Linked DNA regions of Homo sapiens: region 1 is linked to region 2. A link is a contact called in ENCODE Hi-C data. All regions are on one chromosome and are shown on one strand. Each heading gives the region's core, a stretch centred on a gene start or an enhancer-like site at or near the end of the contact. The rest is flanking DNA. Distances are from core to core; before and after follow the strand shown.

Evidence for each region. Hi-C counts contacts between places; a loop is a spot of excess contacts on that map. Pooled maps may share reads with other maps.
Region 1: a map of posterior cingulate gyrus shows a loop between it and region 2 (4-fold over the local background). The contact joins two enhancer-like sites. A Hi-C loop is called at or near these places in 2 of 168 maps with a recorded cell type or tissue (dorsolateral prefrontal cortex and posterior cingulate gyrus) and 9 of 50 pooled maps.

Annotation. Positions count from the first base shown.
Region 1 is chr13:111,447,147-111,452,125 of GRCh38, reverse strand. LOC107984618 (a long non-coding RNA gene) reads right to left here. Exons shown (of 3, transcript XR_001750032.2): 3 at 1-1,174. Among named protein-coding and RNA genes, the nearest start is that of TEX29, 130 kb to the right of the region's middle. Within about 2 kb of position 2,990, at least 2 of the 41 ENCODE cell types and tissues checked have a DNase peak (open chromatin) inside an H3K27ac peak, as active enhancers do.
Region 2 is chr13:111,207,043-111,212,456 of GRCh38, reverse strand. ARHGEF7 (Rho guanine nucleotide exchange factor 7) reads right to left here. Exons shown (of 22, transcript NM_001354046.2): 4 at 2,455-2,585. Among named protein-coding and RNA genes, the nearest start is that of ARHGEF7-AS1, 61 kb to the right of the region's middle. RefSeq lists an enhancer at 242-769. Within about 2 kb of position 1,761, at least 9 of the 41 ENCODE cell types and tissues checked have a DNase peak (open chromatin) inside an H3K27ac peak, as active enhancers do.

The DNA of each region.
Region 1 (4,979 bases), core at 1,741-4,240, 240 kb before region 2:
GCTAAGAGAAGATCCCTTTTCTTTTGGAATTTATAAGTAGGAGGTTGGAAATCAGAGAACAGGCTCTGGGACAATGAAAGGGAAGAGAGAAATCACTGAAATATTTTGTGTGCAATAATTATAACAATACCACTTTAGGGAGCATTTGGTATCCTCTAGGAACGATGCTAAGCACTTGACATATCTGTTTTTCTATCCCGACGTGGTTTGAAAAAATAATCGCACAGTATCAGCATTAGACCTTAGAAGCCAGCTTATGCAACCTCCCATCAAAAGCAAGATTCTATCCTCTTTATAGGACACTTGGCAGTAGGTTGTCCAGCCTCTGATGAGGCATCTCCAGCAGTCACGTATGGAATAGTGAGACATGACCTGTGAAATCTGACCACAGTCTTCATGCTGAGAGAGAGGGCAGTGGCAGCAGTTATTAGATCACGGAACTCGTAACAGTGTCCCAAAAAGCGAAGTGGACAAAACGGGAGGAAGTAGGCAGCTGTGGTGCCACGCGTGGACGGCACTTGCTTTACCTATCACCTCATTCTGTTGCTCCCTTGCAGAGCCTTAAGTTCCCAAACCTAGTGCAGTGCCTGGTACACGGCTGCTCAGGAAAGATTCACTCACTGAATCAGTGAAACCCGGGCAGTGCCATTTGGAGGAGGGCGCATCGGAGGAGGGTCGGAGATGAAAGATTGCTTCTCTCGATGTTGTCCTAAGACATGTCCCCAGGAAAAACCAGTCCCAAATTCTTCAAGGTCAGAGCCCTATCATTTTTTGGCCACTGCACAAGGCAACTAATGTCAGATATTGATCTTTGGAAAACTACTGCACATTAAAAAAAATCAAAGATGGAGTAACAGATTGGCAACATGGCTAATGGACTGCTGAATGCCCGATTGTTGCTGAGACATAAAACATTCTGGAAATGAAGCACAGAGAACAAAGCCCGAGTGTGTGGCGTTGGGTTTTGTGCCAGAAAACACAGAATCCAAGTGACTTCTGGGTCTATTGCTGGCTGGCTGCTGACGGAGACCTTTGTTGTTTCTCATGCAACAATAGGAAGGGTTCTTTCTGTTTGCATACGGGTTAGTTAGCGTCTGGGATGCAGGTGGAATGTACAAAAGGAGCTTGCTGGCTTCTGTCTTTTCTAGACAAATGACCGGGATATTACCCATGCCTGTTAAGTAGACACACAGAGAAATTAAATTAGTTCTTCTGGGCCATGGAGAGCCATCCCATCTCTTTCAAATCCAATTCACAGATTAACACAGAATAAAAAGGCTGAGTAGGTTTGTGACGATAGTCACACCTTCACAAAGAGTCTCCCACACTCAACTGTTCACCTCCAGCCAATTCTGAGTAAACACTTGGCAACGGTGTCCAGTACAGCCACACAACAGGGTCTCTCTTGCCATCTCCATATCTCACTTCCGAGTAATCATAAAAATTACAAAGGGGCCATTTTTGAGCATTTGCTATCAGTTACTGTGTGGTGTGTGTGTGTGTGCATGTGTGTGTGTGTGAGAGAGAGAGAGAGAGAGAGAGAAAGAACTTAATTGGAGATTTTGAAACACAGTTTTTTCTTTGTAGAAAAGTTACAAGAATAAAATGTTTCAGGAATGGAGAAATTCTGTACAGACAGTGAAGGCTTGAGGCACAAAGACAAATTTTCCTTTTTAGCCACCCTGAACTGAGATGTTTCTGCATGGTTGAGTTCATTCATTATTAAATCCATCTCTTCTGAGGCCTCTCCCACTCACATGTTAATGTCATTTTCTCATTTGACAGACGATAGAACAGATATATGTCTATAATAAATTGTCCAGAATGATGCAAATATTCCATAAATATCCAGGTTTTTGTCCGGCCAGGATCCACCAAAGATTCCCAACTATTTCCTTCTTAAAGGGCCAGACACCAAATGCAAGCCTCAAACTGGGCCACAGAGCAAGAATGCCTTCCAGTGTCCTTGGCCTATGACAACGTTCAGCATTTGCACTAGCTGTAGCCAGGGTGGAGTCCCGAGAAGTCACATCTCACAATAGCCCATCAAACCCAACTGGCCAGGAACATCTGCTATGTGCAGGAATATGGAACAGACAAGATGAGAAGGATGTCCCTGGACTCATGGAATTAATTAGCTGGGAGATCAAGAAAGCATGATCATTTCAGTAATAGGAGAGACATATGCTGTGACATGGGATGTGCGTGCTTCGCTGGGAGCAGCGTGAAAGTTGGGACAGTTAAAGTTGGGAGATGGGAGAAGAGTGAAAGTTGCTGTGGAATAGAGAGGGGAGGGCCTTCCTGTCAGTGCGGGGAGGGGGCCAAGGATACACGTAGGAGGAACCTGGAACACCCTGAGCTGGGAGGAAGGAGGAGGCTGACAGCACTGAGGCTGGTGTCAGCATACCGAGGGGGGCACACCTGCACTTGCCCTGTGGCAGGAATGTAGGAAGCCATGCCAGGGCAACAGGAGCCACTCATGTCTGATGAGCAAGGGAGGGACCAGATGTTCCAAGAACAAGGGACTCTTCCTGATGGACAGGAGCACACCCAATAATTATCAAAGAGTAACCACCTGGGTGGAGGACAAAAGACACCCCTCACACCAGTCCCTGCCACCTGTGGGTCAGCCTCATGAATCACCATCACTCAGAGTTTCTTAAGTGACAGTTAAACCCAAGATACCATGCTAAGCATTAGAAGGATTTTTTAAAAAGTATAAAGGCCTTACTTCATTGTTCTCAGAGAACTTACTACTCAACTGGGGAGAGTACAGTGGAAACAACCATCATGCCACAACCCAGAGACAATGCAGCCCTTGTAATGCATTCTGCGCTGGCAACTGCAGAACACGTCACAGGGCCAGGAGGGCCGGGGAGTCTCCCGTGCACTACTCCTCCTGTGCCTAAGGCCTGGAGGAGCAGGTAGCGCCTGGTGGGTGGACCTCAGGTGCCTTCTGAGGCTGCGCAGGGGAAGGGAGGGAGTGGGAAGGAGGCCTCTTCAAGCCATTGGAACAGCCACAGGTCACTCCAGCCCCAGCCAGCAGAGCACCACCCAAGTGCGAGAGGCTGTGGTAGTGCCAGGCGTTCCGGGTGACCACACCCACCTGGAAAGCCTCATCATGGCCCTGTTGCCATCATTAATTTGGAGGCTGGTGTCAATCCTTCCACAGTTAGAATTTCTCACGAGGCGATACAAGGTTTGGTTTCAGAGATATAAACTGGAATAGGATCAGATATGAACAACGATCAGAGACTTCCCCATAATCTCAAACAGCAGAGACAAGGTCAGGCTGTGGGGCTGGCACCCACCTGGCCCCCAGCCACGCCCTCTCTGTAAATCGAGCTGCTTCTCCTTCTCTCCCCTCTGGCTGTGGCAGAATCCCACATGGGGAGGTCGAGCCACATGTGGCCAAGAGTGTGAGCTGGGGCATCAGGGCTCCTGGTCTCCATGGGACCTGTTGCACACCACATCATTCCCTCTGGGCCTCAGTTTCCCCATCAGGCAAATGGGGTTGTCAGTTCTGCTCTGAGCCAAAGAGACCATGCGGCCACACTTCGGTCCCCTGGACATCAAGACACCACATCCCACCCGTTCCCTGAAAGTCAGGCTTCCTGCCCACATCACACAAAACCCTGAGCAGTCAAGACAGATGTGTGATCCCAGGATGCTGGTGGCAGTGTCTGCTGTCCTCTGGGAGACCTATCTTCACCTGACTAGATGAGGCCCACATTATGGAAGGCAATCCCCTTTACTCTAAGTCAATAGATTTAAATGTTAATCTCATCTAAAAAATACCATCTCAGCCACACCTAGGCTGGTGTGTGACCAGATACCTGGATGCTGTGACCACGCCCAGCAGACACTGAATTATCTGCCATGTCCATCGATCTCACCAGCCCTCTGCTGTCTAGGGCACCATCCTTCCAGCCTTGGCCCTTGACACACCCCTTCTTCTCACATCAATGCCCCAGCCACGCTGCAATTCCTCCATTCGTCTTCGTGCTGATGCCTTCCCTTGTCTTTGAGCCTCTGCACATGCTTTTCCCTCTGCCTGGACACTGCCCTTCTGCTGAGCTATTCTCCAGATTCCCCTTAAACACCACTCCTTCAGTGAGGCGTCCTCCTCCCCGTGCCCCTGGACGACTTTCAGTCTCCTTGCCACAGGCCCTCATAAGCCTCTATAACCTCCCATGGTCACGCACAATGCAGTGATTCTTATCTGTATTATTACCTCTCTTCCCCACTCAACTCCACACTCTGCAGGCAAAAACCACATCCTTTCCAATGACTGCTGTATCCGCAAGTTGAGCACAGAGGTGAGATGTAAACATTTATTGCACTTATCAATTGTCCCAAACTAAAGATTGAAAGAGACTTCTGGAATTCAGGATGCCTATATTGTTACCTAACTTCTCCAGCTCAGGCAGTTTTCTGGAAAGGGAGATGCAAGAGTTACCCCTGGAAGTGGTTCCTCTTCAGGTCTCTGACCCCAGTAAATCAGGCTGGCTACATGGGAGGCACACATTTTCTTTTGCTTCTGTGGTTTAGAGACTAAAATCAGGCAGCAGCCTTCTTAGTCTGCATCTTCCAGGATTTTATCATATCTCAGTCCTCTAGAGCAGGTTGCTCAACCTCAGCACCGTCAACATTCAGGACCAGAGAGTTCTTGGTTGGTTTTGTGTATCTTAGCAGCATCACTGGCTATACGTCAATAACACACCCCCCAAGCCCTGACACATACACACAGTGTGACAATCAAAACTGTCTCTAGATATTGCTAGGAATCCCCTGGGCAATTCTAGCAATTGCCCCTAATTGAAAACCTAGATTTCTAGATTTTTAAGATTTTGCCACTCTGGTGATAAGAACAGAGAAGAAACAGAAAAGTAGACCAAGGAAGAGAACACATCCCCCAACACATGAAGCAACAGGAGTAAGCCAAGTACTCTGATCATCTCTTCTCCAGGGTGCCACCT
Region 2 (5,414 bases), core at 512-3,011:
CAGGAATTCCAGCGGTGTCGAACAAAGAGTGAAGTATGAACTCATGCCTTATCTATGAGAAAAACCATACCTAAATCTACAACTGGCGCCTACCACATTCTTCACCACCGAGGCCCATCACAGAGCCGAACTGGATAAAGAGCTCGATTTAGTTCAGCCTCTGGAAGTGGGTAAGAACTCTCCCCTGACTGTTCTTTCCTTGGAATGGTGGAGGGGCACCGCAGACAAGTGAAAACCTCCACTGCAGTGCAAAGCAGTAAACGCAACATCAAACTGTTCAAGCCTGCCTATATCCCAAGACAGGAAATCTGTCCCGAGGCAGGGGGCTGACGGTTTCACAGATGAAAAACAAGCTTATAAAAACAACCAGCAACTGCAGTGGTGGCTGGAGGACACATTCTTACACTGAAAGGGAGGCAGGTAATGAAGGAGCAACACAAGAGCAAAGGGGCATAAACAACACCAGCCCCTCAGAACACAGATCCTCGCCTGGGGGATGGAAGCGTCTTACGCAATCTCAAAGCTTAGGTTTAATATGATCTCAAAACTGACATTCAAGAAACTGCAAGTTGCCTTTTAGCTTAACTTTTTATCATGGAAATGTTCAAATGCACACAAAAGGAGAGAGTGACAGGTGGCCCTCCATGCATCCACTGCCCAGCTTCAAAGGAATGTTAGGCCATTCTTGTTTCAAGATAAGTTCTTAATTTTTAATCCAAGAAAACTACTACAAAGTGCTATCGATAAACTACACAGAAAAACCTAAGGGTAAAGAAACATTCATTCTTACCTAGCATGGCTGAGAGAGGTCTTGCACATTCCATCAAAGAGAAAGCAGCTCTCTAGCACCCAATCAAAACATCAGCCCAAAAAGACTTCACACAGGTCAGAGAGCGCAAGTCTATTTCTAGTATAACGAAATTTCAGCAGCTAATGAAAAATTAATCCAATACTTACTATGATCTCAGTAACATTACCAACAAACATTACATTTAACTTTATTTTACTTAAAATTATACATTTGTAATCTAGTCCTCTACTCAAAAAGAAAAAAAAATCAGATGAAAATTGCCACCAGTGAACGGGTGAGACAGCAAATCACAGCTTTACCCAAGGCGAGCTGATTTCTCTTATGTTTTCCTCATGTGTTTTACAGAGCTCATTTCAAGTGTGTTTAAAGTGGTTTGTTTAGTCCTCTTTAACTTGGAATCCTAATGCTCCCAATGGTAGTCCACAGAATTCTTCCAGAACAGGCTCCTGCAAAGCAGGAAACAGCAACAGCCAGGCCTCTCGGGGCTGCTGTGAGGACTGCAGCACTCAGGCCATGCAGCCCACCGCCCACCACGCCTGAAGCAGTCAGACCCCTCGGGGATCCTCTAAGAGGAGACACAGCAATGATAGCGAGCTTGAGTTCAAAAAGTTCAGAAACATAAAAATCACATTCCTCGCATATCTTTCCATTTTTCACACATGCTTCATAAACCACTGTAATTTATTTCCCTCTACAAATCACGACTCTATCTAAATTAACTTTTATTTCTTGAGGACCACCATCAGCTTACTTAGCAATACTCCCCCATGTTAAGGCAGAGGAAAATCCATGGACCCTTCATGACTCTAGAATAGGGTTCTCTCTAGACTCACGTTACAAGATCACTATGTTTCTAACAAAGTATGTACTGTCGCGAGAAAGCAGTGGTATCCCCAGCAGCCAATCGAAGTCACTGCCCGCCAGCTGCAGCTCAGAGAAGGGTGCAGGACTGCAGAGTGGCAGCCCTGGCTCTGCCCCAACACTCTACAGGCAGCCCTGTTTAACCCTGCTTGAGTTTCTCATTTTCAACTTCACTATTACATTCCATGGGCTTTACTCACAGCCTGTATCCTGAGCATTTTTAAACGAGTATTTTTTCACTCTCCACGACAACTGTTCGATCATCTAAGTTTCTTTCTCTGCGTCCCAATCAGTCATTCTAAGGGATTCCCTCCCCTGTAAACTAAATCCTGACTTAGTAAAGCACACTAAGCCATGCTTTCATGAAGAGAAGAAAGGCCAGATTCTTTAGTTTTAACCATCTCTTCTTTACGGAGCTGAGTACTTTTCCATACATATTTCTTATTCTCAATATTTCTGTACATGTGCATAGCTGATAATGCCATGCAAATGACAAGGGGTGTGTTTTTTTAAAGCAGCATCACTCCAGATATCGAGTCATGAGTCTTGCAATACAACCTAAAAACAAATGAGTTTCTCAAAAGCAATCATTAAGCATAATATCTGGATCATCTGGTAATGAGCAAATGCCAAACCAGATTACAGGCACAACGGAGGCGAAGTCCAGCTACCTTTGCCCTGTTTAACACCATTAATGGAGGCATACGTATCTTCTCAGATATATCCATACACACTCATATCCTTCCCAAACATATTTAAGTAACAAAATCTCTCAAACTTACCAAACTCCGATACTGGCCCTGGAACAGTTTTGAAGTCCGAGTGTGCAAAGACTGTGATCCAAGGGAGTCAAAAGACTTTATGCGGTGAGACGAGGGCCGGGCACACACGGAGTCACTCCCCAGCCCGATGTCTGCAAAGAGCATGCACACAGAAAAAGAGAGCTGAGAGCGCCTGATACCACGCACCCACACTACACACTAGACTTTAAAACTAGGGCAGCACAGAGGGACACACCAAAAGACCACAACAAAGCAGCCCATTTATGCAGAAAACAAAGAACAAATTATTTGCTACATAAATGACTTGCATTCATTCCCCAACTACCTTTCCAGAAATTATCTGGAGATAACTATTAATCAGTTCTTCTCTAATATAATTTTCAAAAGTTTGTGAAATGTATTATAACTTTTAAAGATTTTCCCTTCACCTGGAAAAAAAAGCCTCTCAAATTTGATTATGGAGCGGAGAACAACCAAGTACTGATTCTCCAAAGCATCACCACCACATGCCCACTTTTCCAGGACGATGTGTCATGCAATAAGCAACAGAAGGAAAAGACTCTTATTTAAAAGAGAAAATCCAGTGTATTTTTCAGCCAGAGAGAACCTTGTGAGGATTATTTCCCCAACACTAAGGCAGCACAGGCTCTACTCACCTCATGAAGTTGCTGACAGAATCAAAGTAAACAGACAGTAAGAGGCTTAGTTCTGTTCTCTGGATCTCCCTTCATAAGACACTCCACACAGGCCATCCAACAAATAAATAATAGCAATTTATTCTTAAAAGTGACTCAATTAAAAAAAAGAGAGAATGAGGCTGTGAAAAACTTTGCTGGGAAAATCGCTGTTCTGAGAGGCACGTGCCCGGCCATGTCCTAAACTCCAGGGAGGCTTCCATGAAAGCAACCCTAAGTCTCCAGGTCCCAGCTTCCTCCCAGGTGTTTGGATTGGCTTGCACGTATCTTATAAAATTCTGAATTAAACGGTCAACATCGAAAAGTCTGAAGGTATCACCAAAAACCCAGATTCCCCACTGCTCTTGACACATTTAGGATGTGGCCACACCAGGTCTATATCCCATCAGGTAAAGCTGGCTCAGAGCTGGGCAGGGGCTGTCCTGAGAGGACCCAGCACCCATGCCCTTCCATCCAGCTCCTCCCTTCACGCCACCTGCCTGACCCCACAGATGGGGGCTTGCTACTCCAACGATCTTAAATTCTTCTCAGGTCACCCCCTCACCCTACACTTCCCAGGACCTGCTGAGGGCAGGTTACGAGTAATCTCTATAGAGCACATTCTGCTTGAGAACACAGGGGTCTCAGGCAACCCGCAGCACAAAACCAGCTAAAAGGGCATTTCCAGCAAATTCTACAGGGCTCCCGGCCATGGTCTGCAGTGCTCTGCTGGCCACAGCCTTCCAGGAAATTCTCATACAAGGAGGGCCATCCTGAAGACATTCTGTACTTCCCCATCACCAAGCTTTCTTCTATCCAATTAAAAGGCCAGTTACAGTCAACTAAATGCCTTGAGAACACATATGATTTTAAGAGACAGAAGCAGAAAGACAATGACAATTTTCCCAAGAATGTCCACAGTAACTGTGGCTGCTGCAGTTGTCTTACTGTTTGCCAATCAAGGAAAGCTGAAATCTAGAAAGAAACGAGGCCAGGCGCAGTGGCTCATGCCTGTAATCCTAACACTTAGGGAGGCAGAGGCTGGTGGATCACCTGAGGCTGGGAGTTCCAGACCAGCCTGACCAACATGGAGAAACCCCGCCTCTACTAAAAATACAAAATTAGCCGGGTGTGGTGCCACGTGTCTGTAATCCCAGCTACTCGGGAGGCCGAGGCAGGAGAATCGCTTGAATCCAGGAGGCGGAGGTTGCGGTGAGCCAAGATCATGCCATTGCACTCCAGCCTGGGCAACAAGAACGAAACTCTGTCTCAAAAAGAAAACGTACGGGTATTGCCTTCCCACTGACTTCAAAAACAAAAACAAAGGGCAAACAGAAAAGCAAAGCATTCCTTCCATCTAGGAGGGGTCATTCCTATAGTTTAAAAGCTTAAAAGTACCAAGTTTATGTGGTAACTTCCAAATTTGTCTTTGTAAAGAACAAAGCTATCTATTTTACATCCAACACATAGCCAATGATACCAAGAACATATACAAAATACATTTCCATAAGGTAGAGGTAAAAACTAATAGCCTGAGAGCTACTGGATTCTGACTTCTCTTATTTACTTGTAAATCCTACCGTCTCAAACCTAGATGGTTGACAATCCCAAGACTGAGTGTACAAATTAAAGCCATGTTCTAAAGCCACTTCGTCCTAATTAGCACCCCCACTTACAGCAAAAGCAGAGAAAACATCTACAATGAAATTCAAAGTTACTATCTTCTGCTCCTGTGAGCAACCTCTAAAAAAGTATTCAATGGGAGCAGAGTCAAATTAAGGATTACTTGTAGATTTTACATATCTGTGCTATTGCCCCATCTGCCACAGAGATCTACGTTAATTATAAGGCACATCATTTAGGACAGGCATGGTGGCATAAGCCTGTAATCTCAGCACTTCGGGAGGCCAAGGCAGGCAGATAGCTTGAGCTCAGGAGTTTAAGACAAGCCTGGGCAGCACAGCGAAACCCCATCTCTACAAATATGCAAAAATTAGCCAGGCACAGAGGCACACACCTGCAGACCCAGCTGCTGAGGAGGCCGAGGTGGGAGGACTGCCTGAGCCCAGGAGGCTGAGGCTTCAGTGAGCTGAGATCACACCACTGTGTTCCAGCGTGGACGACAGAGCAAGACCCTGCCTCCATAAAAAATAATTCAAAACTCTGAGGCATGGATGAATATGAGTTTGCAGGCAGATTCCCCCATGTGGTCAGGACACATGAATATGCCACTTCTGTACATCACCTGTTGCAGTATTTCTTGTATTAAATTCCAGTGATCCACTC